Regions from separate parts of the Homo sapiens genome. Here all the other regions are linked to region 2. The links are chromatin loops, found by intact Hi-C in ENCODE. Cell type or tissue: endothelial cell of umbilical vein. All regions are shown on one strand. Links, peaks and the distances in the headings refer to the core of each region. The heading gives the core; the rest is flanking DNA. Region 1 overlaps LINC02930 (long intergenic non-protein coding RNA 2930). Region 2 has its middle 33 kb from the start of PLPP4. Region 3 overlaps LINC02930 (long intergenic non-protein coding RNA 2930).

Region 1 (9,919 bases), core at 4,390-6,889, 310 kb before region 2:
ACAAGTTGGGAGGAAGATTCTAGCTCAAAATGACAGGATGATGTGCATGTTTGCTGGAGAGAAATGCCTTTATGCACAGCCCCTGAAGGGAGGGACAGACAGGCAGGCTCACTCAGGAGCTGATACCTGGTGTGATCACTGCCTCCGTGCTGATTCCCCCTGCTGCCTGAGCAGGCTGGGTCCTGCCACCGCACAGCATGTCTTTAAACAAACATTTGCACACGGCGCCATTGCCCTCAGAATCGACTTGGAAATTCATGAGAGTCCTAAGTGCCAACTGTGGCACACAAACTCCAAGCTGCTTTGTTGGAAAGGGAAGTTCATAGAACAAGATAAAAACAGAATGGGGATAATTTTTAAACTTCTTTCTCATCTACAGAAAACTTACAACCTTCACAATGATGTAAAAGTGTAATTTTTTCTTTGGGAGACATGGACTTTGAACATGGGTTTGAATCCTGGCTCTTCCTTTATTAGCTTATGACCTTGGACACATTTCTAACTTCTCTGTGGGTCTGTTTCCTCATCTTTACCTTGTAGGACTTTTGTGAAAATTAAATGGGATAAAGTTCACAATATGCCTAGCCAGGAGTCTGGCACAGAGAAGGTGATCAATGACCATTATTACTATAGGCCCTTAAAAATCAGTTATATTAAAATGAATAACTTGAATAACTTCTTGGCCCATAAGTGCTAACTATAAAAATGGTAATTTTTCCCCTTAAGCTTTCGTTTCTACCTGCCAGAATCTAGACCAGAGCATCAGGAAGAGGTAGTGGCTATGACGTAAAGTAAGTGTCTTATATTATGTTGAAATACTAATATAAACCATGTGCCCTTACTTTCCCACAAAAGGGCAAACTTCTCATTTATAGTCCAACAAGATAATTTAGTATCTGGCAGCAAGAGGCACATTCCACCCCTGAACATGATGGTTTGCCTTTACAAACATGATCTGATTTCCAAATTGGGGCAGAGGGAGCAAGACATGATAGCAGCTTTCAATTTTAAATAATACTTCTTTCTCTAAAAAATTTTTTTGTAAAGTTGGTTCTATGTTTCCCAGGTTGATCTCAAATTCTCAGCATCAAGCTATCCTCCTATCTCAGCCTCCCAAAGTTCTGGGATTACAGGCATGAGCCACCATGTATGGCCTTAAATAATATTTCCTAGCTAATAGGAAATTTTTTAGTGTATATAAAAGTTCCTAGGAATCATAAAAAAAGGACAAAACACCAAATTTAAAAATGGGCCAAAGACTTTCACAAGTATCTCATGAAAGAAGATATCAGATGGCTAAAAAGCATATAAACATGCTCAATAGCATTACTTAATAGGAAAAATAAATTAAAATCTCAACCAGATAGAACTACACACCCACCAGAATGGTTAAGCTTACAAAGACAATATCAGATGCTGACAAGGATGTGGACCAACTGGAACATTTGCACACATTGCTGACGGGAGTGTAATTTGGTCTGATCACTGTAGAAAATTGTTTGACGTTTGACACTAAAGCTAAACATTACTTATTACTCAGCTATCCCATTCCTAAGTATAGGCCTACGAGAAGTGAATGTATATGATGACAAACATCAGTTCACGGAATCATGCACATGCTAAAAGTCATTGAGTTGTACACTTAAGAAAGCACGATGGCTCACATCTGTAATCCTAGCACTTTGGGAGGCTGAGGCGGGCGGATCACTTGAGGTCAGGAATTTGAAACCAGCCTGGCCAACAAACCCTGTCTCTACGAAAAATACAAAAAGTTAGCCAGGCATGGTGGGAGGTGCCTGTAATCCCAGCTACTTGGGAGGCTAAGGCAGGAGAATTGCTTGAACCCAGCAGGCAGAGGTTGCAGTGAGCCAAGATTGCACCACTGCACTCCAGCCTGGGCTACAGAGCGAGACTCTGTCTCAAAACAAACAAACAAACAAACAAACAAAACAAACAAAAAGAATGGTATAACTTACTTCATGTAGGTTATACCCTGCCTGATTAAAATAAAAAGAGGTGAAGGGAGGTGTCTTTCCATGAGGAAAGACGGAATGACATGGAAAATGTTCAGGCAGAGTATGGGTAACTATCAGGAATGGTTCACAGAAGACTGCATTAGGATGAAAGGATCCACATTGGGCTCCTCACCTTGGTAAAATCTGTAGAGATCATTTAGATTAGAAATGTGCTTCCATGCTGGGCAGTTTGTAATACAGAACTCTAGAGAGAGGAAAATGGAGTCAGAGATTTCTGTCTTGTAATGGTCTAAAACAGGACTTTTTAACAAGGCACTAGATTTTAAATCTGTTTTCACACTCATTGCTTTTACCTCAGTGGAAGGTGCTTATATGAGGGGACCCCTTTGGCACCTGTCATGATCCCATGAGTCCTGCCTACAGGGATGTTATTTCTGCATCCCAGTTGAGACTGTCCAACCTCTCCAAATAAGGAGCAGGACAGTATGGTGGTTACGAGCAGGGCGGGTTGTGATCTTGAACAGAAGCATAGTTGTTAAGAGGGCAGAGCTGACATTGACTCCCTGGGTTGAAATCCTCTTTGTCCTAGAACAAGTTATTCAACCCTTCTAAGTTTTATATGTCAAATGGGAATAGTGGATTACATGAAATAATACACACCAGGGCCAGGCATACAGTAAGTACCTAGGGGCAACATCACTCCCCCAGGGGATAAAAATTGTTTCTTGGGGGTGAAAATCTTAGAGATTACAATAGTTTGTGGCCCTCTAAAAGGCCACAGCACATAGAGAGCTCTATGGTGTATCTGTGGTATCACAAGGAGGGGTGGTTAGATAAACAATGTCTTAAGAGACTCCATAGGGAGGTGATAATGGAATAAGGGTTGGTCATCACTGGATCGGAGCCTCCCGACTAAGGTGTAGCTTCATTCCCTGTCTGACTCAGAGCCCTCGTCCTGCTCCCATTCCTCCTGCAGGCAAGGCTATAGGCAGCTTGATGGCTAATGAGTTTGCTGGGTCAGTCTCCAGGTTTTACATCTCTCTTTGTTTCTTCTTTCATGAGCCAGTGATCCATGAGCCACTAGAAAATGCACTTACTTCAAACCTGATGAATTGTAGCTTTCCTAGGATTTATTTCTAGTCCTTCCCCCACATCCTTCACTTTCTCTTGTATTAAGTTCTTTAGCTTGTACCTTTTCAATTTGTTTTTTCCCCTCTCCAGAACCTTCTGTTTGATTGTTCTTAAAATTGGCCTTAACAACAAAACAAATGGAGAGAGGCCCCCAGACCAGAGCTCTGTGAAGTCTAGGAAGTTCTTCAACTCTTACTTCTCCAGGATGCTACAGGAATCAGCAAGAGGAGATCAAGTGAATTTAGAGATACAAGCTTTTCCCAAAGCATGGCCCCCGGGAAGACCACCTTGAGTCAGAAAAATGGAAATCAAACAGTACCTGGAAGTCCTGAAGGGTAGAGATCTTACTGGACAAAACCCTCTGCCCTTTCTTAGGTAGGAAAACATAGGTTTTGTATAGAGTTACAAACCTGCTATCCACCAGAGCACTCAGGACTGTGGCTCGCAATTTACGTGCTGGCTTGCAGCTTCATTGCCCTATGTGTTGCCTTCTGTAATGTATTTTTCCTGGTTACCTAATAACTCACATTTATCTAAACACCATAGCATCTCTGAGGCTCTGACTCATCTCCTTATTTGGAAGATGCTAGCTATCTCCCCATACTGGTATTTTAAAATCCAGCATTAATTACAGTAATTCCTTCTACTCATCCATACAGGCACATGCAGAAAGAAGTGAAAAGTTATTTGTTTCTTTTTTCCTTCATAAAGAGCCTAAAGAAATGTGTTAATTAACTACAAAGTTAGCCAAGATTGGATTTCATTTTTTTGATTTTATAGATGGCCTCAGTGCAAAAATATCCGGCTACCGAGAATAGTGAATAAATAAAACGAAATGTGGCATGCCTAAATATTCAGAGTGGGAGAGTTCTCCTTCTCATTGTGTGTGTGTGTGAGTCAAAAACCCAAAAAAGGTGGGAGAAGTGGCAGAACTAGAACCATCATCCATTAGTTCTTAGTCTCAAAGATTCAAGTGGCAGGGCAACAGCTAAATTCTGGAATGATGCAGTGAGTTCTTTGTAGGCCATATATGAAGTGTGCACAGAAATACTCATTTCTGCAGAAAGTAATAGCTACCATCAACTTAGCACCAGCAATGCGCTAGGCTCGTGGCCAGGCACTTTGTATGAACTACCCCACCGAATTGCAACTACATTGCATGGGGGATAGGTTATGTTCTGATCCCTGCTTCTCAGGTGAGGAAACTGAGGCTGAGAGAGGTTAAGGATGGCCCCACGGGCAGCAGAGGTGGGATGGGTCTTAACCACAAAGCTACCAAGCCTCACGGAGCTAGACTGCAGTTAACAGTTGATGATCCAAGGACAGGGCTGATGGACATGACAGTATTGTCTTCTCCCTCTCTGGCCTTGCACAAACTTTATCCTGTCCCTCTGCTCTGGCACAGGGAGAATGGCACAACCTTGCTGAATAGATGCCCACATCGCTGGTGGTTTTTAGCCCAAGCAGTGCTTCAGTACAATTTGAGATACTTTTGATTTTCTTCTTATTCCCTTCCTTTCTGTCTCCAAGCCCCTGACGGTGTGCCACTCCACTCCTCCTGGGCAGATCCTTTTCTCATTAAGAAAACAGAGCTAGCCAGGCATGGTGGCTCACACCTGTAATCCCAGCACTTTGGGAGGCTGAGGCTGGTGGATCATTTGAGGTCAGGAGTTCGAGACCAGTATGGCCAACATGGTGAAACCCTGTCTCTACTAAAAATACAAAAAAAATTATCTGGGCATGGTGGTGGGCACCTGTACTCCCAGCTTCTCGGGAGGCTGAGACAGGAGAATCACGACCTGGGAGGTAGAGGTTGCAGTGAGCTGAGATTGCACCACTGCACTCCAGCCTGGGCAACAGGGTGAGACTCCAAAAAAAAAAGAAAGAAAGAAGGAAGGAATGAAAGAAAGAAAGGAAGGAAGGAAGGGAGGAAGAAAGGAAGGGAGGGAGGAAGGAAGGGAGGGAGGTAGGGAGGAAAGGAGGGAGGGAGGAGCTGATCAGGCAGGGGCTCAGGGGCTCTCCCTCCTGGCTGCTCCACACCTGCCATGTGCCGGGTGTCAGGATGCAGTGGTGCCAGACTGGCCTGCAGACTGCCTGTAGCCATGTCCCACTTCCCACGGGTCATGTTGCTGCATCCCCCAGCCCTCCCCATCACCAACTCTGTGTCTGATTCAGGCCATGTCTGTGTCTTGGCTGGGCCACCGTCACACCCATCATCCAGGTGTCCTGCCTCTGGCCTCACATTGCTCGACACCAAGCTACCTTTTTGCATCTCAGCCCTGACCCATCACTTTACTGCTGACATTCCAGTGTCCCCTAAATGCCAAACCTCAAACATTTTAGCTGTGACAACGACAAGTGTCACAATCTGGCCAAGCCACCTTTTCTGTCCCTTTGCCCACACCTGTCCTTTTGCCCACACCTGTTGGTATGTTCTGGCTCCTCCCCTGAGACCCAGTTTAAATTGTCTTTAGCAAATAGAGAGTATCTTATTTTATAGAAGAGGATGAGATGGAAACTAGCTTTACACAGACGAAAGGATTTCAAAAAAGCTTCAGACTTACATTACCAAAAATGATGAATTATTTCCCTGGAGGAAGAAACATAGTGGATACTTACCGTGAAATAATCAGTACTCAGAATATTGCAAGTGTCTCTGAGTACTAGAGCGACTTTAATAATCTGAAAATGCTCCTTCTGACCACTAGATGGCACATCTAAAATACCAGGCAAATGGCACACCTCCTTAATTCAAAGCAGGTATTATTACTACAATTACTACCACAGTTTATTTATAATGGTTGTAGTATTTGTCCACACACCACTTACTATAATGCAAACACTACTCATGGTTATGAATATTCAGAGGATGAAGTTTGTTATGCAATCGGATGTCAGGTATCCCCAGGCATCTGCAGTGGTCCCAAAACGCTTTGGGATCAGTTTCATGGAAGATAATTTTTCCATGGATGACGGGGAATGCTTTTGGGATGAAACTGTTCCACCTCCGATCATCAGGCATTAGATTATCATAAGAAGCGTGCAACTTAGATCCCTAGCATGTGCAGTTCACAATAGGGTTCCCGCTCTTAGGAGAATCTAATGCTGCTGCTGATTGACAGGAGGCAGAGCTCAGGCAGTAATGCTCACTGGCCTACTGCTGACCTTCTGCTGTGTGGCCAGGTCCCTAGCAGGCCACGGACTGGTATGGGTCCTTGGCCTGGTGTTGGGGACCCCTGATCTATAGGATCAATATTAAGCTCTGAGCCCAAAGTACATCCACCCTCTCCACTGAACCCATCCCAATACCTTTGGTCCTGAAAGATACTTTTTTCTAGTTCACATAAACAAATAGCTCTCAACCTGCAAATGCCCAGAGTTTAACCAACTTTTCTAACTAGGCCCAAACAAGCAACTTGGAACCAAAAATGTCTCTGTTTCCTACCACTTAGGAGCAAATGACTGATTTTGACATTCCTTGGGTCTCTTCTCTGACCCTGTTCTCCTCCCGCCTCTGTCCCAATTAGTACCTCAAGGCCTTTGCTTTTAGGGAAGCCAATAAACACTCAAACTGGTGCATGCAAAATTATTTTTACTGCATGTTAAAGAGTAATTATGAAACAATACGCACATGATGTTCCCACATAAAAATCTTTTAAAGCGATAATGAGACTATTTCTTTGTAGGTGGAGATGTATATTTGACTCACTTCCATGAATTCTGGTCTAATCGTATCTTATTTCCTTCATTTTGTTTTAGTGCTTGGAAGAGCTCCATCGAAATTCACTCTTATCTTCAGCCTCAGCACTGAGCTGCATTACATAAACATGAGTTGCTTCTTTATGACCATTTGAGAAGAGTAAAGAATCATTTCCTTTTTTAAGGCAAACACGGTCCATTGTAGAAACTTCATACATTAAATAAGCCAGGTTTGCAAACATCTGCCCAAAGACACCCAATAGAGAAGCCCTATGCATATAGCAGATTATTGAAGGACATTCTCAGCCAAGTCATCAAGTTTCTTCAGTCATTTCAGACCTGAAATTCACAGTGAAGTCCATCCATCACCACCAAGTCTTGCCATCTGCCCTTGGAGGGTCACAAAGGAGATCCATGTATTTAGCTGCTAATAACTTATTTTTTTTCTTCAAGACTCAATTTAGATGTCACTTCTTCCGGGAAGTCTTCTATGAATTTCCTTCCCAGATCAATTACCTAGCACTACGTTTAACGCAATGGATTATAATGATGTGTTTATGAGGCTGCTTAACCTACTAAGGGCAAGGATTGTACGTTATTCATTCTATTACCCATCATAATGCCTGGCACATAGAAAAAAGAAAAGTGAATGAATGAATGAATGGATGAATGAATCAATCAAAGTATGAATCAAAGCATGAATGTAAACTGTACATTTCCTGGGAGAAAGAGAGAAAGGGTCTCCATTTTTATGAGTTAGGACATTTCCCAACGTTGTATTGGTCAGGGTTCTCTAAGGGGACAGAACAGAACTAATAGGATATCTATCTATCTATCTATTTATCTATCTATCTGAAGGAGAGTAGTAGTATATTATATATATATATATTTATATATATTTATATACATATTTATATATTTATATATATTTTTATATATATTTATATATTTATATATATTTATATATATATTTATATATTTATATATATATTTATATATTTATATATATTTATATATATATTTATATATTTATATATATTTATATATATATTTATATATTTATATATATTTATATATATATTTATATATTTATATATATTTATATATATATTTATATATTTATATATATTTATATATATATTTATATATTTATATTTATATATATTTATATATTTATATATATTTATATATATTTATATATTTATATATATTTATATATATTTATATATTTATATATATTTATATATATTTATATATTTATATATATTTATATATATTTATATATTTATATATATTTATATATATTTATATATATTTATATATATTTATATATTTTTATATATTTATATATATTTATATATATATTTATATATTTATATATATTTATATATATTTATATATATATTTATATATTTTTATATTTATATATGTATAATTTATATATATTTTTATATATTTATATATTTATATATATTTATATATATTTATATATTTATATATTGGTATATATATTTATATATATTTATATATTTATATATTTATATATATTTATATATTTATATATATTTATATATATTTATATATATATTTATATATACTTATATATATTTATATATATTTATATATATTTATATATATTTATATATATTTATACATATTTATATATATTTATATATATTTTTATATATATTTATATATATGAAGGGAAGTAATAGAATATATATATATATATATACACACATACACACACACACACACACACATATATATATAAAGGGTAGTTTATTAGGAGAGTTGACTCACATGATCACAAGGTGAGATCCCACAATAGGGCATCTGCAAGCTGAGGAGCAAGGAATCCAGACTGAGTCTCAAAACCTCTAACATAGGGAAGCTGATGGTGCAGCCTTCAGTCTGGCTGAAAGCCCGAGAGCCCCTAGCAAATCACTGGTGTAAGTCCAAGAATCCAAAAGCTGAAGAACTTAAGAGTATCCAACATGGAGGAAAGATGAAGGGCAGAAGACACGGCAAATCTCTCTCCTTCCACTTTCTTCTGCCTACTTTATTTTAGCCACGCTGGCAGCTGATTAGATGGTGCCCACTCAGCTTGGGGGTGGGTCTGCCTCTCCCAGTCCACTGACTCAAATGTTAATCTCCTTTGTCAGCACCCTCACAGACACACCCAGGAACAAATACTTTGCATCCTTCAATCCAATCAAGTTGACACTCAATATTAATCATCGTGCTTGTTTTCAAGGCTGATTCATGTACTTGTAGGTTAAAAAAACTGTTGGATTCCACATATATTACAAGCAATAACCAAGTGATTTGGTCATTTTAATTAACAACTGTGTAAAACAAGTAAAAATCATTTTGTAAAATATCAAACATTAATAAATGGCACAATTTATGGCAGTTTGATTTACAAAATTCTCTCAAATATGATATTTCTTTGCTTCTCTGAACACCCATCTTGAATGGGTTAGATTGGGAATCATTTTATAGATGAAATAATAGAAACTTGGAGAAGTCAACTGACTTGAGTTAGTGAAGGCTGATTCAGGACAAGATTTTCTGATTCCAAAGCCACTGTCCATCCTATAACACCATCAAGCTCATTCCCCTCACCTCTATATCATAAACCTGCTGGCTGTTTGACTAGTTTGGCCAGTGGATTGGATGATTTAATCAATTAACGTGTTAGTCATAGACAAAGAAACCTGTTCCTCTCCAAGCTCAGCCATTTACTAGCTGTTTGACATCTGACTTTGAATGAGTCATGGAAATATTGTCCAAGCCTTCAGTTTCCTGAAGTTGGGGTTAAAGAATAAAGTCAATAAAAGAAAATATACTTTTTAACTCTCAGTTGGTTAGAGTTCAGCATCCTCCTCCTTATCATTATTATAACAACAATAACTACCCTTTCTTCTGTTCTGATTGCATACCTATACTGTTCTTAGTACTGGACATTAAGAACTCATTCACTTCCGTAACACCTAAAGTAGGTACTCTCCTTATTCTCATTTTACAGATGCAGAAACTGAGGCATAACAAAGTTAAGCAACTCAATATGGTTAAATATCTAGTCAGTAGATGGGGAAGGATTCAAATTA
Region 2 (9,919 bases), core at 4,300-6,799:
ATGGGGCTCAGTGCCTGTCTGACTGCATAGCCCCCCCGTCCCCATCATGGATGCCGCATCCATTCTCCCTCATGACCCCAATATCCTCATTTCCAATATCCTTCCCATATCCTTAGACTCAACATTGGTTGGCTTTGAAGGGGAGAGCGGATCACTGTTCCCCTAAGGACACTGAGTGGATGAAGACAATCTGGTCATGGTCATGAAGACAATCGGCCATTGGATGATAGCCAATCTGGTGCTGGAACCTCAGTGGTACTCTCTGATGGGTCTCACCACTGTGGGGGTTGCCCTGCCTGGAGCCATCAAGGTCCATCCCTCACTCAACCACAGCCCCTGCCCCAGATGCCCTGGGTAGCCAAACCAGTGTCTGTAAACTGTAAACAGATCTTGGTCTTAAGTAACTTTTAACCATTGCTTGTGGCTACCTGGAGGGCTGTGGCCAGTGACTTCTGACAGCTGAATCAGAAACTTGCCTTCATGGATTTGCAATGTCTGAATGGGCTGGGGTGGGGCAAGGACAGCCTCAGATTGCCAGAACACCATCTCTGCTCTTTCATTGCTTTTAAGACAGTATTTTTCATACTTCAGTGAATTATTTACTTATATAAAAATACATGTACTTGTATTTATTTACAAGTACTTATGTAGTACTTTCTATATTCCAGACAGTCTTCTAGGGGTCTTATAAATATTAACTCTTTTAATCTTTATAACAATATTGAAGCAGAGGTTGTTTTTATCTTCATTTTTTAAGTGAGGCAACTGAAACACAGAGAGGTTGAGAACTTTGCCCACAGTTGCACAGCTGGTAAATGGCAGAGCCAAGGCAGTCTGTCTTCCTAATTTGTGTCAAGCTGTTTATATGGGGTATATATAAGTTAATGGCAAAATAAAGCATATCAATAAAAACAAACAATGTATTAAATTCTGGTTACTGTTGCCTATCCTGAGTCTTACTTTCTGTTTGTTGAAGGGGAGATTAAGGAGTGTTTTTAGAGGCATTAAAGGAAATAGCACAAAACTGATGCCTTCTCATTGACATAATTGGAACTGAAAGAGAACTGCAAAGTGAGTAACTTTCTTATTTTGTGGGTCAATGTTATTTAACACCACAACAGAGCACAATTTATGGTACCTGTTAGGGAGAAAATGTGCTGATAAATTATCACTTTTGTGCCATAAGTGTCAGAGGGCAGTTTGTTTTCTCATAGTTTCAACCTCTTCTTGATAACCCTGTGTGCTGATGCTTTGTTGGAAAGATCTTATCTTTTTTTGCACAAACTGTCTTAGCCCTAGTCACGTGATTAGAAAATCCCTATAAGTTGGGTCTAAATTAACCAAGCCTTTATGGTTGAATATTTCCAATCAACACACGATCAGCAGTTAATAGGGATCTAGGATGGTGGTTCTTAACTTGAGGTCTCTGGACCAGTAGGATGGGCATCACCCAAGAACTCTTTAGAAATCCATATTCTCTGAGCCACCCTAGGCCTACTAAATTAGAAACTGTGAAATAGGGCCCAGCAATCTGTGTTTGAATAAAGACCTTCAAGTTCAAAAAATCTGGTCTTTAAAAAATAGGCAAACCTAGTACACAACCATAGTAAAAATTTCATGGAAATTTCTTGTCATGAGTTAGATTTTTAAGAGCTTATATGGAATCAAATCCTGCCTCTACAATTTACTGCTTATGTGACCTTCGGCAAGTCATTTAACCTCTGTAAATCTCAGTTTCCTTTTCTGCAAAATAGGAACGATAAGACCTGATATATAGGGTGTTACCCAGTAAATTAATAATGCATGCAAAGGCTGAACAGTGCATAGTATATGACAAACACTCAAGATATGTTTGTCACTGGTATCATTACTCTTACCATCATTATTGGTGCAACAGCACTTGATGAGAAGTATTTTAAAAGGAAAAGGAGGCCAAGCATGGTGGCTCATGCCTGTAATCGCAGCACTTCGGGAGGCTGAGGCGGGTGGATCGCTGGGGGTCAGGAGTTCAAGACCAGCCTGGCCAATATGATGAAACTCCATCTCTACTAAAAAAAATACAAAAATTAGCTGGGCCTGGTGGGTCACACCTGCAATCCCAGCTACTTGGGAGGCTGAGGCAGTAGAATCACTTGAACTCAGGAGGTGGAGTTGCAGTGAGCCGAGATCACACCACTGCACTCCAGCCTGGGTGACAGAACAAGACTCTGTCTCAAAAAAAAACAAAAAACGGAAAAAGATTGTCAGTGAGTCACAGATGAGAATTCTAAGACAGGAAGAGGTATTCCAGCTCGGCAGCTCAGAGGGTAACTAGGCAAGGATTGTAGACTGAATCCATCTTGTTCAAAATATGTGACTGCCTACTCAAACTCTTCCTCCCACTAGCCTACTACTAACTAGAAACATCTACATTCCTCTCTCTGAAGATCCCTAGAATGCAGAAATGGTCCTTTCACTAGGTATTTCCAGCCAGATTCTTCTCAACTAAGGAAAGATAGGAAGAGAAAGAGTTGGGGAGGGAAACGGGGTGGCAAGGAGAACAGGCAGGATAGGGGCAGGGAAGAGTAAGAAGGGTGGACCACTCCTAGGCAGATCTCAGCTCTTCTTCCACCCCACCCCCTCTCCAAGGCCCCTCACCTCTTGCAGCCCCCATGCCCTGCCTTTAAAATGTGTAACTCTCGTTTCCTTAATGTTCCCCCATGCAGGCTGGAGTTTTGTAATCCAAGCTTTACTAAAACCAAAGGAGAGGAAAAAGAAAAAAGAAAAAGAAGCCTGAAGAAATAAAAGAAACAAACAAAATCCAGAAAACAAGTGGTGCACTCTGAGGACTGGGGTTTGATCCTACAATAGTAGCACAACAAGGACCTGCTAATTGATTTTCTCCATTAAAATGTAATCAGAGGGCTATCCAAATAGAAATGCCATCATCCCAGGGGAGCCCAAGTTGATAGGCAGATTTTTTTCTCTCTCTCACCTGAAATTCTACCCCCAGATCACATATCTTTAATCTTACTCCTACTTGCTCCTTTGGGCTAAGTCAACCAAAGGCAGGTAAGATCAGGACACCTGGCACAGAGGTGACTTGAGAAGATGTGAAAGATGAGAAAGAGTCCATCTGATAGAAGATGAGACAAAAATGAACAACAACTGAGTACCTAATATGTGCCAGGAATCTTAATTAATCCACATAACAAGTCAACAAGGCATTAATAAAAATAGCTATTGTTATTGAGTACTCACTATGTGTCAAGCATTGTCCTCAGCACTTCACGTAGCTTCATGAATTTAACCCTTATCACGACTTCATGAACTACATATTATTATGATGCCCCTTTTTCAGATGAGGAATTTGAGGCATGAAGAAATTAAGAATCGGGTCCTAAGTCATACAGAAGCAAACAGCAGAGCCTGGAGTTGAACCCAGGCACTCTGACTTGAAAATCCACCCTTTTAAGCAATGTCCTTGTAGGAAGAAAGACCAACAATACTACAAAGGTACAGAGGCCTGAGGATGAACAGATATCCAGAAAGAGTCAGGAATTAGTCAGGAAAGTTCCTCAAATGTTGAGAAAATGTTATGGTTTCAGGTTCAGGAGATTGTTTGCATGAGATAAAGAGGATGGAGCTGCCCTGAGGCTTGAGGCAGGTGCAGAAAAAGAAAACTCAATTACAAAGGGGGAAAAAAAATTGAGACCTGAAGAAGATGAGCTGCTATAGCAAGAGCTACATCAGGAGTCTTGGTTGTAAGGAAGAGAAGCCAGATCTAACTACCTTAAGTAGACAAGCAGTTTTTTGGATGGATTTCTATCAGTGATAGAAAAGAAAAAGAACCAGACTTAAAAAGCAAAAGCAGGCAAGAACAAGTGAGATCAAAGCAGCAGAAATTGCATCATGGTCACACCCAAAAAACAGTTCAGTTAGGACACTATCCCTGTGCACTTAACTGTGACCTGTCCCTGATTCTGCTACCATGGCTTTGAGTGACTGCTCAGTATACCCTCATTGGTATGCCACACCCCCAGGTGGGGCATCAGATTGAGCCAGGGTCCATGTCCCATTGAGCTTCTAGAATCTCTGGCAGAATCCTTTCTGCCATCAAGAGTCACACAACACAAGATTAATTATCCTATCCCTTCTCCTCCAGAACCCACAGCATCCATGGCAGCTTGAACAAAGATGCTCCTGTGCAAGTTTAGCTGAGATCCTGATGACCAGCTAGCCTGCATGCCATAGTACACAAACAGCTAGAAAGGTGTCCAAGAGAGAAGGGAACCAACATGCCTTCCGTCTCATTAGATATTTTAGCTTTAAAGACTTTTTCCTTGGGAGTTGTCATCAGCCTTGTGACAAATTCTCCTTCACTCAGAAAGACTCCAAAACCTTGAGGTCCAATGTCATCCAGATGACAAGGTTCTTATTATAAGTGATAGATGAGCAGTGGTCGACAAGGATGACCAAATGCTCCTGGAGTCAGCAGGCTGCAAACACCTCTGCCTCGTGACCCCTGTGAGCACATTGCTCTTTGAGTGACACGCGGAGGAACTGTAATAGGGGAAGGTGCTGGAGAGTAGGGGAAATTCATGCCTGTCTGCTGATCTCATATCCACAGAAGAAGTCCCCGAGACTGTAATACTTTCTTTTTCATCTGAGCGAGGGTTGGACCTGCATCCAAATTTCCTTGTCTACACTTGTGATGACCTGAAGATCACGGTGTAAACACTATGGCAGTGATCCACTTTGCCAAGCTCCCAAAGCTCTCCTATGTTGCAGGTTCATCTTTTTGCTTATTTCCAATTTGTCACTGGAAGGTCAGACAATGAGTCACTAAGCAGGATGCTATGAACATACTGAGTGCTTAAAGAATCTGGCAGCTGAAACCAAGGCAGAATGTGCACATTACGGAGAGAGCACAATTAGCACTGTGACTAAGAACCAAGCGGCTGACCAAGGGTGACAACAAAGGGAAACTTTTAATGATGAGATTTAATTTCCAAGGAAAAACCTCTAGAAAATTATAAACGCAGTAATTTGATTTAATCATCTGCATTTGAATAGCTCTGCATGAGCAACACATTTAAACATTTATAAAATTAAGATGCTAAAATTAATGTTGAGCTATTATAGAAGTGCTCATAATTGTCCAATGATCGTGCATAATTAAATAGCAATCTCCAACATTGCAGGATGGGGCCCCATTCAATGAAACTGTCAAGAGCCAACCTGGAAGATTTATTGGATGCAAAGTCTATGAGCCGTGAGCCCTCTTGTGGCCACAAAGCACAGTGCAGTCTAGGCCCTCCCTCTACCCTTGAGTCCTGGAGGAGTTTAGGGGGCCAAGAATCTAAGCATGAGGACAGGACCCCTGATTCTAAGAAAACTTCTGGGCAGTAAGCACACCCTCTCCTTCTGGATGCCAACAGAGATGCCAGGACAGAGCCCAAACCTTTCCAAGCCTCCAAGGAGGTGTTATCCAAGAACAACTCCTCCCATTTATATAGCTTCAAGTTGCTTTGATGTACAGTAGCCTTTGATCTGTAAGAAAAGCACTGTTGTCCCCATCTAAAGATGTTGAAACTGAGGCTCCAGAGGATGATGTGGCTTGCCCAAGGTCTTTCGTCCTTCAGTCTGATTTTAAATGCTGCCTCCCAAAAGAGGCCTTCCCTGACCATCCTGTATAAAGTTATGCCAGCACCCACCCACCCACACTAGGTCCTGTCAAGCACTAGAACCTCTTTATCCTATTCACTTGCTGACCACATGTTAGCTACATGTCTCCCACACTAGAATAGAAACTCTAGTGGGTCCAGATCTGTCTCACTCACACATGTGCCCCTGACCAAAACACTCAGGTATTAGCTGGGTGTGAGTGCCTAGACACCCTGCTTGGGTTGACCACAGGCCCCTCACACTCTGTGTCCAAAGCTCAACTCTTGAGCTGTCTTGTCCCACAGACACATTCCTCCTCCTGTCATTCATCATCTCAGTTTGGAGGCACCATTTCCTACCTAGTCGCATAAGCCAGAAATCAGAGTGTCTCTTGACTCCTCGGCATTTGAAGAGCCGGCCCCACATCTCCCATCCATAAGTAGCAGACACTGCCTTCTGCAAATCCTACATTCCAGTCGCTTGACTGTGCCCACCGCTCTCCATTTCCAGCCACGCTTTCTTTACAGAGGTCATGATCATGACTCATTTGCATTACGGCAAAAGCCTGCTGGCTGTCCTCCCCAGTTCCAGGCTATAGCCAGAGGGTACTTCCAGAAAGACAAAGCTCCCTTCCCTCTGTCACTTGGAACCCTCTAGGAGCTCCTAAAAGCTCCCTAGTGCTTTTAGGAGAAAGTCCAAAATAGCAAGCATGCCCAACATGGCCTGCATGATCCGGCCCCTGCTGCTCCTCCACCCTCCCCTCCTACACCCCATTCTACACTAACCCCTTTCATGGACATCATCTTACTGAATTCTCACAATAACCGTGCAAGGGAGACATTACCATTCCCATTTTATAAAATGAAGCAAGTTTGGAGAGGCAAAAGTAACTTGCCTGGGGTCCTGAAGCCTCCTGGTTTAAAACCCATTGCTTTTTGTACCTCCATCTGCTGTTCCCTACTGTCATCCTTGGCATTGGTAATGTTTGTTGAGCACCTCCTGTGTATAAGACACCATGCAAGACAGACTCTAGGACACCTTTTCTCTCCCTCCATCAGAAATGCACTAAGCAAGTTATAAAAAGCATTCTTGTTCACACACAGTTAGCAAGATACTAACTGGAGACCATCTGACTCCAGCGCCTTATATTCCAACATCTAGAACTGTGGCCCATCACAGGTACTCAATAAATAATTGTGAAGTGAATGATTGTCCATGCCCCTTCCTCCACTCCCTACCACCTTTTGGGAAGAACACTTGTCTGTAGTGTTATTAGAGCAGTCCATCTTATAAAAGGTAATGCCTAAGAAAACATGAGCCTCACTGATATTCGTCTCTGCTTCTTCAGGGTCCTATGAGTCTAGAAAACTTTTTTGTTTCGCCCCTCCATGAAGATGATAATTCTACCATCATACACGCCTCCCATTCCATTGACACATCCTATGGTGATGCTGATAAATAGCTGTTGTAAAGATGCTGGAAGACACCAGCCACACGTGGACTGTGTCCTGAAATTGCAATATGTCAGGGGCTTCAGATATGACCTGTATTGAGGTTAGAGTATAGACCCAAGTTCTTGCAAAGCCCTACTAAGGCAATGGCTGCAGGGAGGCAGAGGCAGTCCCAAGTCAGAAACGTGTTCCAGGCAACTGCTGATGACACGAGAGTTGTCCATTTACACTAGTTGCCATGGCAACCTTACCATCAAATTTGGAAAGTCTCATGAACAAGACAACCCTAGTGTTAGAGATTTCATGAGAAACACAGACAGATCCAGCCCCAGGGGATGGGTTTTCTTTTGAGGACTTCTCCATAAAGCCAGCCACAGGGTAGAAAGACTGTAAAGGCTGATAAGTGTGAACAGGAAAGCAATGAAAGCCTCTTGAATTTTCAGCCCACTAACTCAGGCTTTGTAAATATCAAAAACAGGTTGTTTTTTAATCTTTGCCCTGGCATGCAATTGTTTCAAAAACTATTTTTTGAATACACTAATGAAGAAAGGAATATATTTTTATAAAATTGGATTTTCTTATAAACTGAAACATAGAAATATATATATTATATAATTTTTCCATAAAACTACCTAGAAAACTAAAGTGGCTCTGAAGATTGGTTGTTCCAATGCACTGTAATTTGTGATTAGAACATCAACATTGACTAGTAGGAAAAACCAGGGATGTTAACCTAGGATCTTATGCTACTAGTAAGCTATTTGTCTCCTTTGAGGCTGGACATGATAATAAATAATATAGTACATGGTTGAAAACAGTTTGGAAAAGCTAAAATGCTAATCCAATATTAATAATGTTTGTTTAATCTCATCTCACCAGCCTTGGGGACTTGTTTCTGCTCACTTGGACCTTACTTCCTTTTTTCTGTGGGTATTAAATATTCCTATTCTGTTGTCTTTGGCCATCACATGGAACCTGAGGTCAGGCTGTGAGGACGTTGTGAAGTGAGTGTGTTTATGGGCACATGGCCACTTATCTTCGTGCACGGGTGGACACATAACATTGAGTGGAAACCTCTGGCCATCCTGACGTGACAAGCAAAAGCCTGGTGATTGGACTCTGACTCTTCTAAGCTTGGTTCAGGGCAAATGATTTCACTAAATTTGGTGGTTGGAATGTCCATTGTCACCTTTTCTGGGCACATGGTCCATAAGGATCCCTTCTTTTATTGGATGACAGCCCTGCCCTGCCCTGCCCACCGCTGTCCCACCCCATTCCATAACCATGACCAAGGCAGCCTCCAGCATGCATGTTGTAGGCTTCAGCTCTTGGGCTACATGAGGATCCTGTTTTGCTTTTGTTGAGACTTAATATATAAACCCCAACATAATTTGAGAAGAAAAAGAAAACACATTTTTATGAAATCTAGTACACAGCAATACCTGTGGTTCTTCACAAAGCTGCGCTTTATTATTTAAAATGCATAACTAGGACAGGCACAGTTGCTCACCCCTGTAATCCCAGCACTTTGGGAGGCCTAGATGGGCAGATCACTTGAGGTCAGGAGTTCAAGACCAGCCTGGCCAATATGATAAAACCCCATCTCTACTAAAAATATAAAAATTAGCCTTACCATAGGTGCCACATGTGATTTGAGGGGTCTTCAATACCCCTCACTGGATCAAAATGTCCACTCATCTCTACGCCTACCAGCTTATTCTCCAGAAGACTAGAGTGAATGAAAATAGACAGATGCTGCCTGAGAGCAGAAGAAAGCCTTTAACCATTCAGATCATCCCTTCCTTTCCCCACTCATTCTTTCATCCACTTCTCAATCATTTATTCTAAGAACTTGCTGAGCACCTACACAGTGCTATGCCCTGTACTAAGCACCGGGGACCATGGTGAAGAGGACCCAGACCTGATCTCTCCCCTTTCTCCCCATTCTCCCTTCACATAGGCTTTGCTCTTACCCTAGGACAATTGCACTTGGTGTTTCCTTAGCTAAAGTGTTCTTCTCACAACTCTTCAGCAAGCTCACACCTCCCCTATCCTTCTGGCATCAGCTCACAGGTCACCTTTACAGAGAAGTCTTCCCTGGCTACACTATAAAGGAGTCTCCATACTCTGCATTTATTTTTCTTTTTTTTTTTTCTTTTCTCTTTTTTTTTTTTTTTCATTTTTTTTGAGACAGAGTTTCACTCTTGTTGCCCAGGCTAGAGTGCAGTTGCACGATCTCGGCTCACTGCAACCTCCGCCTCCCGGGTTCAAGCGATTCTCCGGCCTCAGCCTCCCGAGTAGCTGGGATTACAGGCATGCGCCACCACGCCCGGCTAATTTTGTATTTTTAGTAGAGATGGGGTTTCTTCATGTTAGTCAGGCTGGTCTCAAACTCCCGACCTCAGGTGATCGGCCTGCCTCGGCCTCCCAAAGTGCTGGGATTACAGGTGTGAGCCACCGCACTCAACCGCATTTATTTTTCTTATAGCTGGTATACTTTTTTTTTGAAGTTCTTGGTTTATATTCTTCCTCCAGATCCTCTGCACCTGGCACATAATAAGGCATCATAGAATTTTTTTAGCACTTACTGTATGTCAGTTGCCCTTTTGAGTGATTTTTGTGCATGCTGCAATTTAATAATCACCCCAAGCCTATGAGGAAAATACTAACAGAGGCGGACAGAAGCAATATAACTTGCAGTTAATAAGGGGTGAAGCTAGATTTTGAACCAAAGAAGTTTCTTTTAGTGTCCCGTCTCCCAACCTCTACATTACATCAGCACTCAATTTGTCAGTCAGTATTTTGAAGAAATGAATGAAAAA
Region 3 (9,919 bases), core at 2,750-5,249, 220 kb before region 2:
TTTAACTTAGAAGCAAATAATCCAAACTATGCATCATATCGTTACACAGGAATCCATTGTTTCGTTTTTAACTATCAACCATTAAAAATAATTTCTAAAACCTTTAGCATCCACATATCGGCTTCGTTACATACAATACTCTGAATATGTCAATATATTACTTAATGAGAAAATCTGGGGTGCCTCAAAGTGAATACAGAAGGCACAGTAAATTGGCCTGCATCTTTACTGAGCCCAAGACACAAAGTGGAAGATACTTTGGGAGAAAGAGCATGTGATTCTTTTTCTTTTCTGCTAAATCCCTAACAGGAAACTTTGTGTTTTGCCACATGCTTTAAAATGTACAAATCCTTAATCAGGTATAGTAAGATATGCAGACATGGAAATGACAATTGTGAAAAAAGTTTTTATTCTCACGGATCCCTAGAAACAGGGGCATCCCGTACCATACAGGCCATGTAGGGAGGCACCAGGGTGTGTCTGGAGGCAGAAGGAACAAAATGGTATAAGCATGGCTTTTATTGTGGTTTCCGTGGAAAACCAAGGTGGGGTAAACAACTCAGGTTTGTCCAATTTGAATAATGTTGGCAGGCTCAGGGATATAGGGGTGGTCTCTAGTTATCCAGTACCAGGCTCTAGGGTGATTTAGGGCCATGGGAATATCAGCTTTGTGTGTGAGTTAGATAAAGGAGCTGGTTGGGGGTTTGAGCTCTAGATTGGTTGATTTTCATAACAAAGATGTGCTCACAGGTAAGTCATTTGTTATCTCTAGGAATTAGCTAACCCTGGGAGGGGCAGTCCCTCCTCAGGTCTGCAAGGCCCCAAGATGTTAAAGCAACACAAAATACAGAAAATAAAAAACATGATTCTATACCTCAACCTGTGAAATCTCCTTGGTAACCTAAGCAGTCCTGCTATCACTCCCTAGGCGGGCCTTCCCCCAGTCCCCAGGGCTCTCCCCTACTGTCCTCTTGCTTTTCTCTAGCTGGTGCCAAGAATGAGCTGCTGCCTTCTATCCACAAGGTCTCCATTGTTTTTACTTCTCACCATCCTCATTAATCTCCTGCAACTCAGGAGCCTGTTGAGGGTGGGGGAAGCACACAGTTCATGCAAGGCTATTTTTGTGTTAGGGAAGGGAGTTAGAGTATCAAACAAGAGGGCAGTTAGAGGATCCTGCAGTCTCCTGCACCATCCCTGGTGTCACTGCATTGTATGTGGTGCTTGGTCCTGCTATGCCCAGCAGGCTGAACCTATTCCATGCATGGCTGAACCTATTCACTCACTGGTCTTTCTACTCCTTTCCAGACAGGACTTTGCAGGCTGAGTTATCTCAGGTCTGCAGAGCATTTGAGATTTTCCTAGACATGTGTGCACATTCTCTTTCACCTATTCCTCCAGGTGGGCTGGAATGTAATTCTTGAATTTAAAAAGAAGAACTGGTTCTTTATTCTCCAGGATTCCTTTGGTGGGTTTGACCACTTAACAGTACCTATAGCTGCTCCACACCCCTCCCCTTCATGAGGGACATCCAGATGAGCTCCACATGCCACAGACATTCGGTGAACACCTGTGCTCTGTGCTATGTACTGTACTAAGTACTGAGGACATAGAGTTTGATAAAAACAGTCTCTGTCCTCAAGAACTCCAATACCAGGAGGGAAGCCAGGAAAGTAATCATTGTATTACTGTGGGCCACGTACCATATGAGAGATGTAGGGGGAAGAACTGACACACAGGCTGCAGAGAGGGAAACTCTGGAAGCCCCCAAGAATCCCTTCTCTTCTGCTACACAGTGTGCCCAATGAGCTTGGTAAGGGTTGGCCAACTAAGGGGAGAGTTGCAATCCATCACTGATTCCTCACATTGTTATGAGTTCATGCAAAATTCATACAAGGACCTCAGCTCACTGCCATTATTATTGATCAGCCAATGCATATGTATCAGTCACATCAACATCACTCATTCCCCCTCCAACAGGAACTATGTAATGAGAGGCCTCATTTAGCTAATGGGAACATGAGCTTGGCTCTCATCGTGAAGCATCCACAGGCATTCTAAAGAAATCACTGGACCCCATGGGGAATTAATGTGAGAACACCACTAACTGATTTATTTTTCCAACTGGTTCCCTTAAATGCACGAGGGTAACATCGACTGCTTGCCCTTCAGTGATTTTATTTTCCAGCTCCTTTGAGGAGGCGTGCATGGAGAGCTGTCATGCAGATTCCTTGGTTAATTCACAATCTAAGGTTGGAACTGCCTCAAAATAAGTGGGCTGGCAGCTGCCTCTGAAACTACATGGTCTGTGCCTAAAAGTACATTGGACAACCAGGCAGGGCCCCAGAGAGGTCCCGGGCAGGCAACAGTTTAGATTGCTCTTGATTCCTCTTCTCTGTTTTAAAGTTCAGAATCATTCTGGCTTGCATCATGCTTCTGCTTTCTTTTCCCACACCCTAAAGAAAGAAGCTCCTTTGCTTGCTCACTCACTCTTGCAGTTTTCTTCCTCCAGTCCTCTTAGTCCATTTTCTGCTGCTTAAAAACAGAATGCCTCAAACTGGGCAATTTATAAAGAAAAAGAACTTATTTCATACTGTTATGGAGGCTGAGAAGTCCAAGGTCAAGGGGCTGCACGAGGCGAGAAGCTTCTTGCTAGTGGGGTCTGCCTGTAGAGTCCTGAATTGGTGCAGGGCATCACAGAATGAAGGGGCTGAGCCTGCTAGCTCTGATCTCTCTTCCTTTTCTTATAAAACCAACAGTCCCTTTTCCATAATAACACATTAATCCATTAACCCATTGATCCATGCATGAATCCACAAATGGACTAATCCATTCATGAGGGCAAAATCTTCATGACCCAATCACCTCTTAAAGGCCCCATCTCTCAATACTGTCACATTGAGGATTAAACATCCACATGAGTTTTGGAGGGGACAGATACTTGAATCGTAGCAAAACCTTTGTAAAATTGCCTATGGTCAGCTTCCCACAGCAAAATACAAGCTCCACAAGAGATTCATCTGCTTTGCAGGATCCCCAGCACTTTTGGAAGTGGCTGGCGCACAATAGATATTTGCTAAATAATATGTGAATGAATAAATGAATGAATCTTCTTCACTCTTCAACTTCAGCTTGTCTCCATGGGGATAACTAGTTGCAAATCTTCTCCAAAATAAAATTCCATCTCCAGTTGCCTGTTTTCATTTTCCTCTGCTGCCTGCTTACACCAACATGCTCACAACAGAAGTCTTCTTTCTCTTTAGACCAGCATCCCCACCAGACCTTCCTATTTTTACCAGCAACACCATCACTCCTCCAATGGCTCCCATGCAAAACCTCTTCCTTCTGCCAACCATAGCTTGCTATAGAGCCTGCTTAGTTGTTCATTGCAACGTTTCCGGCTACCTTCCTTTAAAAAAAGAAACAAAAAACCAATGCCAATCCCATGGTCTAATTCAGAATCTCATTCCCTTGGACTTACCTGTTACATCAGCCTCATAACTGGTCTCATTGCTTTTCTAATTCATTGAACACTTCTCCAAATTAGCATTCCCAAAATTCTATGTTCATCTGCCTCTTCTCTAACCAAATCAAAAATCATCAACCACTCCCTACTGCCTACTGGTCTTAATCTTGGCATCCAGGGTCTCCCAAGTTCACCCCCTAATCATTTTATACAGTTTCACCTTGAATAATTCAAAGATAAGGACTTTACCTCTATCTAGCCTTCTTCTTGAATGTGGCTTACATCCTCCCCCATCAGGACTTAGGTTCTCTCCTACCCCCTGCCCCAGGAGTGTCTCTTCTCAACTCTGTCTAGTAAAATCTCACCCAGCCTTCAAGCCCAGCCCAGATCACACCTTCTCCATGAAGCTTTCCCTGACCAGTTGAGCCCATAGCTCTCCCTGCCCCCCATCTGAATTCCTATAGCTTGTGTTGCTTATACCTCTCACTTGATCATAGCCTGAAGTCCTTATTAATTTTTTCATGTGTTTTAGTCTTATCTCCTCAGCCAGCTGGTAAATTTCTTTTGAACAGGGCTCATGGCTCATGTTTTCTTATATTCCCTACAGCAGTTCAGCTTCCTGTTCCCCAACCCAGGCCTTGCAGACAGGAAGAACTCAGTGGATATCGGTTGATTCTGAAGTAAGATAAGACTGAAATAAATGAACATCATGACAGGAATCACACTATGCATATTAGGGAATGGCATTTCCTTGGAGTATTTTTAAAGCATTCTCCCTCATTAAAATTGTATATTTTGAATGGTACCAATGTCACATATTAGGTGTGAAATACATTAGCTCACCTTAGGACTTACTTCACTGTTACTAATAAACAGAAGAAAGAAAATTAGAGAACCTATTAAATTCTAGTAATGAAAGTAGGCCATCTGGAAATCGATCTTAACTTTTCATATTTAATGCACTTCATTTCAGCAATAAGTCCATGGATTTGGCAATAAAAGGCTCACAGAGTAACTCTTTTGCAGTATTTGTTTTCAAATCAACACAAAGGCATTATTTATTCTGTTCTTATTCAAATAGGTTAAAATGCATTCACTTTGGATTTCAGGAACAGTCCAATGTGACTCTGGACTCGAAAGCCCAGATTTGGCCCTTGCGCACTCCCTCCCTCATCACCTTCCCCTCTTTCCAAGCCTGTCCCAAAGGCTGGCTCGTCTGCGCAGGTCTGGGGAGTCTTCTGACAAATACAGTTTCCTGGATCCAGTCACAGACCTACGGCTCATGATCTCTCAGACTGAGGCTCGAGACTATGTTAAAAAGGCTCCCCTGGTGATTCTGATGAGGAATCAGCTTAAGGAATCCCTTTAGGCGTGAAGAGGCCAACTGGCCTCTAAGACCCACGGAGTGGCCAAAGAGTCTCTGTTGACCTCAGCTCACAAGCACAGTCTCATTTCAGACTACTCCACTCTCTAAGCATACGCATGTGCTCACACACACACACATACACACGCTTGCACACAGCGCCTTTTCACACTTACACAGCTACTCTACCTGCCTGGGTGTGCCCCTCCCCACCTTACCAGTTCACCCAGTCCTCCTGCAAAACCACCAGACTGCCCTCAGGTTGATCTGAGCCCTTGCTCCCTGCATCACCGCTGCCTGTGCGGCTCTCTAGTTGGACATCTTCCCTTCTTTCCTTTACTGCATTCAATGAACATCAGTGCAGCACCCCTTGTGTGCCAGGCCCTGGGACTGTGGGCACTCGGCACATGGAGCTGCATTGGCCAAGTCCCTGGGTCCCTGAGTTCAAGGAGCTTAGAATCTAACTGGAGAAACCAACCAGAAAACCCAAGATGAGCTTTACACTTTCAATGTCCCTCACACGGGGCAGGCACAAGAAAATAGCATGTAAGTCAGACTCTGGAAGCAGAGCTTCCTGAAAGCTGGTTCTTCAGCTGAGGTTCTCTTCTGTATTGTATTGTAGGTTTGGGTTGTTTGCATGGAGGCAAACGCACAGTGTAAAGAGCCAAACTGTTCAAGATTTGTTGTAGAAAGCCTTTCATCCCTGTTTTTCTACTATTTCTTGTTCATCTGGGCAAGCCACGTTGACCCCCTTCTGCTCAGTGTTTTCATTTTCATCTTCATGTCTTTATATAGCAGATTTGAATTAACCTCTTTTTTTTCAGTTTAAGGAATTTTTGAGATGGAGTTTTGCTCTTGTTGCCCAGGCTGGAGTGCAATGGTGCGATCTCGGCTCACCGCAACGTCCGCCTCCCGGGTTCAAGCGATTCTCCTGCCTCAGCCTCCCGAGTAGCTGGGATTACAGGCATGAGCCACCACATCCAACTAATTTTGTATTTTTTGTAGAGACGGGGTTTCTCCATGTTGGTCAGGCTGGTCTCAAACTCCCGACCTCAGGTGATCTGCCCTACCTCAGCCTCCCAAAGTGCTGGGATTACAGGCATGAGCCACCGTGCCCAACCAGTTTAAGGCATTTTTAATTGATTTTACACTAGGGAAGATAGGACTTTAGTCCCTGCCCATGTGCGTCCTTCTACTTCCCATTCTCCCAGTAGAGCCATATTGTTATTTTAATTGGATCAATATTCAGCGTTTACAATATTATGACATCGTAACATAACTAAGTTGTTTATTCCCTGGAGTTGCTTTTTAAAAATTTGCATAGTACACTATGTTCTTATTAGTAATCTAAGATCAAACTCATAAACAATTGTCTGAATATCCTCACAAAAAGTTTAGATGCATTTGGTACTCTTTCAAGTTCATCTTCCTGAGGAAGCTCTTTCCCAGAACCTTCAGCTGTGCTCCAGGCTGGACCAGTGGCCCTGTGCACCCAGTACCCAGCTGTCGCCCTGGCGTCTCCTTTTACCATCATTTTCATGAATCCCCTCACCTCTGTCCTGCAGTGGATACTTCTTCCTATAGCCATGATTTATGGCCCCATTTTTGTATAGCACATTCTCTGATATTTTCCCAGAAAGGGTGTCTGGAATGTAAACTTCGAAACTTTGCATGTTTGGATATGTCTTTGTTCTAACCTGACACTTGATAGTTCAGCAGGTGTTTTAATTTGGGTTTCCTCAGGAACAGATCCCAAGACAAGGAAGTTAGGGTAATTATTGTATTTGGGAGGTGATCCTGGGAGCATCAAGAGGAGAATGAGGAATTGAGACAGGGACAGGAAGGAACAGGTTACCATTGTGGGCAACTGGGCCTCAGTCTTGCTGGGGAACTCTGGGAGACTGCATAGAGCACACCTCAGAGATGCCTCACCTGAAGGGCAAGAGAGCCCATCCTCAGTTGAAGACTGTGGCTACTCCTGCTCCTGGGGCATTCACTTTCCTTCAGAGTGTCCCAAGAAAGTCCTCAGCCCAGAGTTATAGATGCTTGTCCTGGAAGCCATCAAGTCATCGTGCACAGATTCAGGGAGTATTGGGAATACAAGTGGACACTGACAGCATCTATTAGGGAGACCATTTCCCTATGGGATTGTTAAAGGTCCTTCCATTACTTTCTAACTTTGAGTGATGCTTTAGAGAGGCTAGAGCCCTTCTGGTTCCTGACCCTTCACATATGAACGGCCTTTACTCTCTGGAAGTTGTAAGATCTTTTTGTTCCTACTTTTCTGAAATGTTTACCATTATGTACAGTAGTGAGTGTCTATTTTCATCCATGGTGCTGAGCACTCAGTGGGCCCCTTCAGGTTCTGCTACATTTTCTTGAATAATTTCATAAAAAGATGGTTGCCTCCTGTTTTCTTCCTTTTCTCTTCCTAGACCTGTTATTGAGATGTTGCACCTCTAGGTTGGTCCTTGGGGTCTTATCCCTTCTTCCTTATTTTTGTTTGTCTTTTTACACTCTACTTTCTGAGGTTTTCATCTTCCACGTGTTATAGTACATTTTATTTTTCTTACGTTTTAAATATCTAATGGTTTTGTTGTTGCACTGTTATTGTTGACAGAATATTCCTTCTAATGACATCTTGTTCTTATTTCACTGTTACAATGTCTTCTTTTGTATCTCTGAGGATACCTAGTACAGATTTTCTGAAATTTCCTTTTCCCTTCGTAGCTTGTTTCTTCAAAGTTTGTTTTGTTTGTAATTCCATCTTCCATGTTAGAGGATTTCCTCAGCTGCCTGGCCATCCCTAGTTGTCTGTTTATATTTAAAAGTGGGGGACTGGAGCCTCTGAGCATGTGTGTGGAGCTGGTTGATTGCAGACTTCAAAGCTGTGAACTGGTGGGATCTTTTATTTGTAGAATGTCTGATGAACGGATATTTAGGTCTCTCCTCATTTTCTGCTTTGTTGTGAGGATTGCGGGGAGGCAGGTTCCTAATCACCAGCATTGTGAGGTCAACTTGGGGAAGAGGGCTGGACGCTTGGCATTCAGCATTCAGTGCTTATTTTTTCTATTTTGGGTATGGCACTCCTGTGCCAAACCATTCGTGAAATCCTGTTTTATCCTCTCCAGAGGGAGGGAAAACTAGTCTTCCAGAAGGGAGAGGAGAAACCTGGGAACCAATCACTTCTGATGCCACTTTTTCCTCGTTCTTATTTTAGTTCCTTCCCTTAACGTCCACTTACAGATATACCATTGCAGTAATTCCAGGTCCTTTAGGGTATTCTGGAAAGCAAGTTGGCTTCAGCCTTTCCATTGCAGGTTTAGGATCCAGATTAGTGTTTTTACCCTTGTCTGTCTGCTTCCCAGCTTCCAAATTGTTATTGCTATTTTCATCTCTCTCATCCTCCCTGTCCTTGAGGGTTTATATTTTCAAAATATCCCTTTTCTGTCATTTTAGTGTTGTTTCAAGAGGGAATAGTCATAGATGCATGTTAAAAACTCACCAAATTTACCCAGAAGCTTAATCTGAATTACAGTATAAGAGGAATGAGTCTCATTCATTTTTATTCCCAATTCCTCTGTCAGGGGCTCAATAATGTTCCTAAAATAATAATACAATGCTTGTTTATAGAGGAAATGAAGAAACAAATGAATAAATGAGGCATGGCTCAGCTGCTTCCTTGTGTCGTGGATCCTAGGGCTCCTTAGAGGCCCCTCAATGAGGCTGATGAGAGCTCCAGAGTGCAAGGACCATCTCTTCCCCTTGTTCTTCACACCTCCTCTGGACAATGACTTGTTATGTGTTGGTTGTGTGAACATGAGTGTCTTCACCTTGGTGTTGTCATTATTTATTGAAAGATCTGTCAAATGGCACAAATGTCTTTGAAACATTCACTTAAAAAAGAAACAAAATGAATTATTCCCTAACATGAGGAGACCAAGCATTTTCTGGTGTAAACATCCCTCTCTTGCCCTGAGTCAGGGCAAGTACCAGCTAAGGTCATGGGGTCAGTCAACAAGTGGTTCTCAGGGATGCCAAAGTTGCTACCCATCCCCAGACCCCTCTTCCTTGATTTGCCACAGTGCCTCGATGTGCCTCATGAAAACCACTTCTCTCCATTGTTGCATGCCTAGAAGTTACCTGTGAGCAATCAATGATTCCATCTTCTCTGGGATGACCCATTAAGAAACTGGCCTCCACCAACATAGCAACACAACCACTATTGTACCAATTATCTCAATACCTATGGACATGTGTGTCTCAGGCTAGCTCAGTGTTCTCAAAATCTGGTTCCTAGATCAGCAGCATCAGCATCACCTGGGGAGTTGTTAGAAATGCAAATGATCAGACCTGACTCCCTGTCAATTGAATCAAAAACTGTGGAGTCCAAGAGTTTGTGTTTGAACAAATCCTCCAGGTAATTCAGATGTACACTTAGTGAGAATCACTGGTCTGCAGCATTAGTCTCTGCAAGGCAAGGACCACATTTTATTTCTTTGTGTCCTTCAATATGTCTAGCACTACAGGTGTTCATATGTTTGCACAATGAAATTGTATGAGTAAGATTAACATATTAAGTATTAATCAAATGGAACCCTGAAAGGGTGAGTCATAAAACCCAGGTGACTATTGATGTAAGCAAAGCAGGGAAGTAAGAATTGAGACACATTCTTCAGAAAGAGGGTATTGACAGGTATGGATTGGGGGGCAGGAAATGACAAGGGGAGTGGAGGATGACAATGGCAAGAACAAAGTTAGCCTGTTAACAGTTTCACCTGAGATGTCCCAGAACATCTGTATGATTTTGGTTTGACCTTGTTAATAAAGTATGACACAGACGGAGAGAAGAGAAAAAAAAAAGAAACTATGCACCATGCATTTCCTATTTTCTCCTTGCTATTTCAGGAAGGAAGGAAATAGACTCATTTGTGCTATAACAAGTACATAAAGATGAAGCAGCCGTGCACTCACCTGGGCTCCCTGACAACTGCTGTCTGTGGAGTTGAGTCCATTTCTTGCCAGGTTGCAGGTTGATCATGGTGGCCTCTGGGCTCAGCTTTTTATACAGTCTACACCCAGTGGCTGATGAG

The links. Peaks named below come from ENCODE experiments on the same cell type or tissue, not always from the same donor. Only the 100,000 strongest peaks of a DNase experiment are listed, where the experiment ranks them.
Region 1: it touches region 2 in a loop (15-fold over the local background); 40 of 110 quality-filtered maps call a loop at or near these places.
Region 3: it touches region 2 in a loop (5-fold over the local background); 2 of 110 quality-filtered maps call a loop at or near these places.

Annotation. Positions count from the first base shown.
Region 1 is chr10:120,731,870-120,741,788 of GRCh38, reverse strand. All of the region lies in intron 2 of LINC02930 (long intergenic non-protein coding RNA 2930), which reads right to left. Among named protein-coding and RNA genes, the nearest start is that of WDR11-DT, 110 kb to the left of the region's middle. In endothelial cell of umbilical vein, for the core only: a CTCF peak has its summit at 5,804 (motif pointing right); a DNase peak (open chromatin) is centred at 5,828; H3K27ac peaks cover 974 bases.
Region 2 is chr10:120,418,882-120,428,800 of GRCh38, reverse strand. No RefSeq gene overlaps it. Among named protein-coding and RNA genes, the nearest start is that of PLPP4, 33 kb to the left of the region's middle. In endothelial cell of umbilical vein, for the core only: a CTCF peak has its summit at 5,293 (motif pointing left); DNase peaks (open chromatin) are centred at 4,850, 5,250 and 6,160; H3K27ac peaks cover 1,941 bases.
Region 3 is chr10:120,636,031-120,645,949 of GRCh38, reverse strand. LINC02930 (long intergenic non-protein coding RNA 2930) reads right to left here. Exons shown (of 5, transcript XR_002957103.2): 2 at 9,801-9,919. Among named protein-coding and RNA genes, the nearest start is that of LINC02930, 32 kb to the right of the region's middle. RefSeq lists an enhancer at 422-1,215. In endothelial cell of umbilical vein, for the core only: no CTCF peak of the experiment used is centred there; a DNase peak (open chromatin) is centred at 4,029; H3K27ac peaks cover 1,874 bases.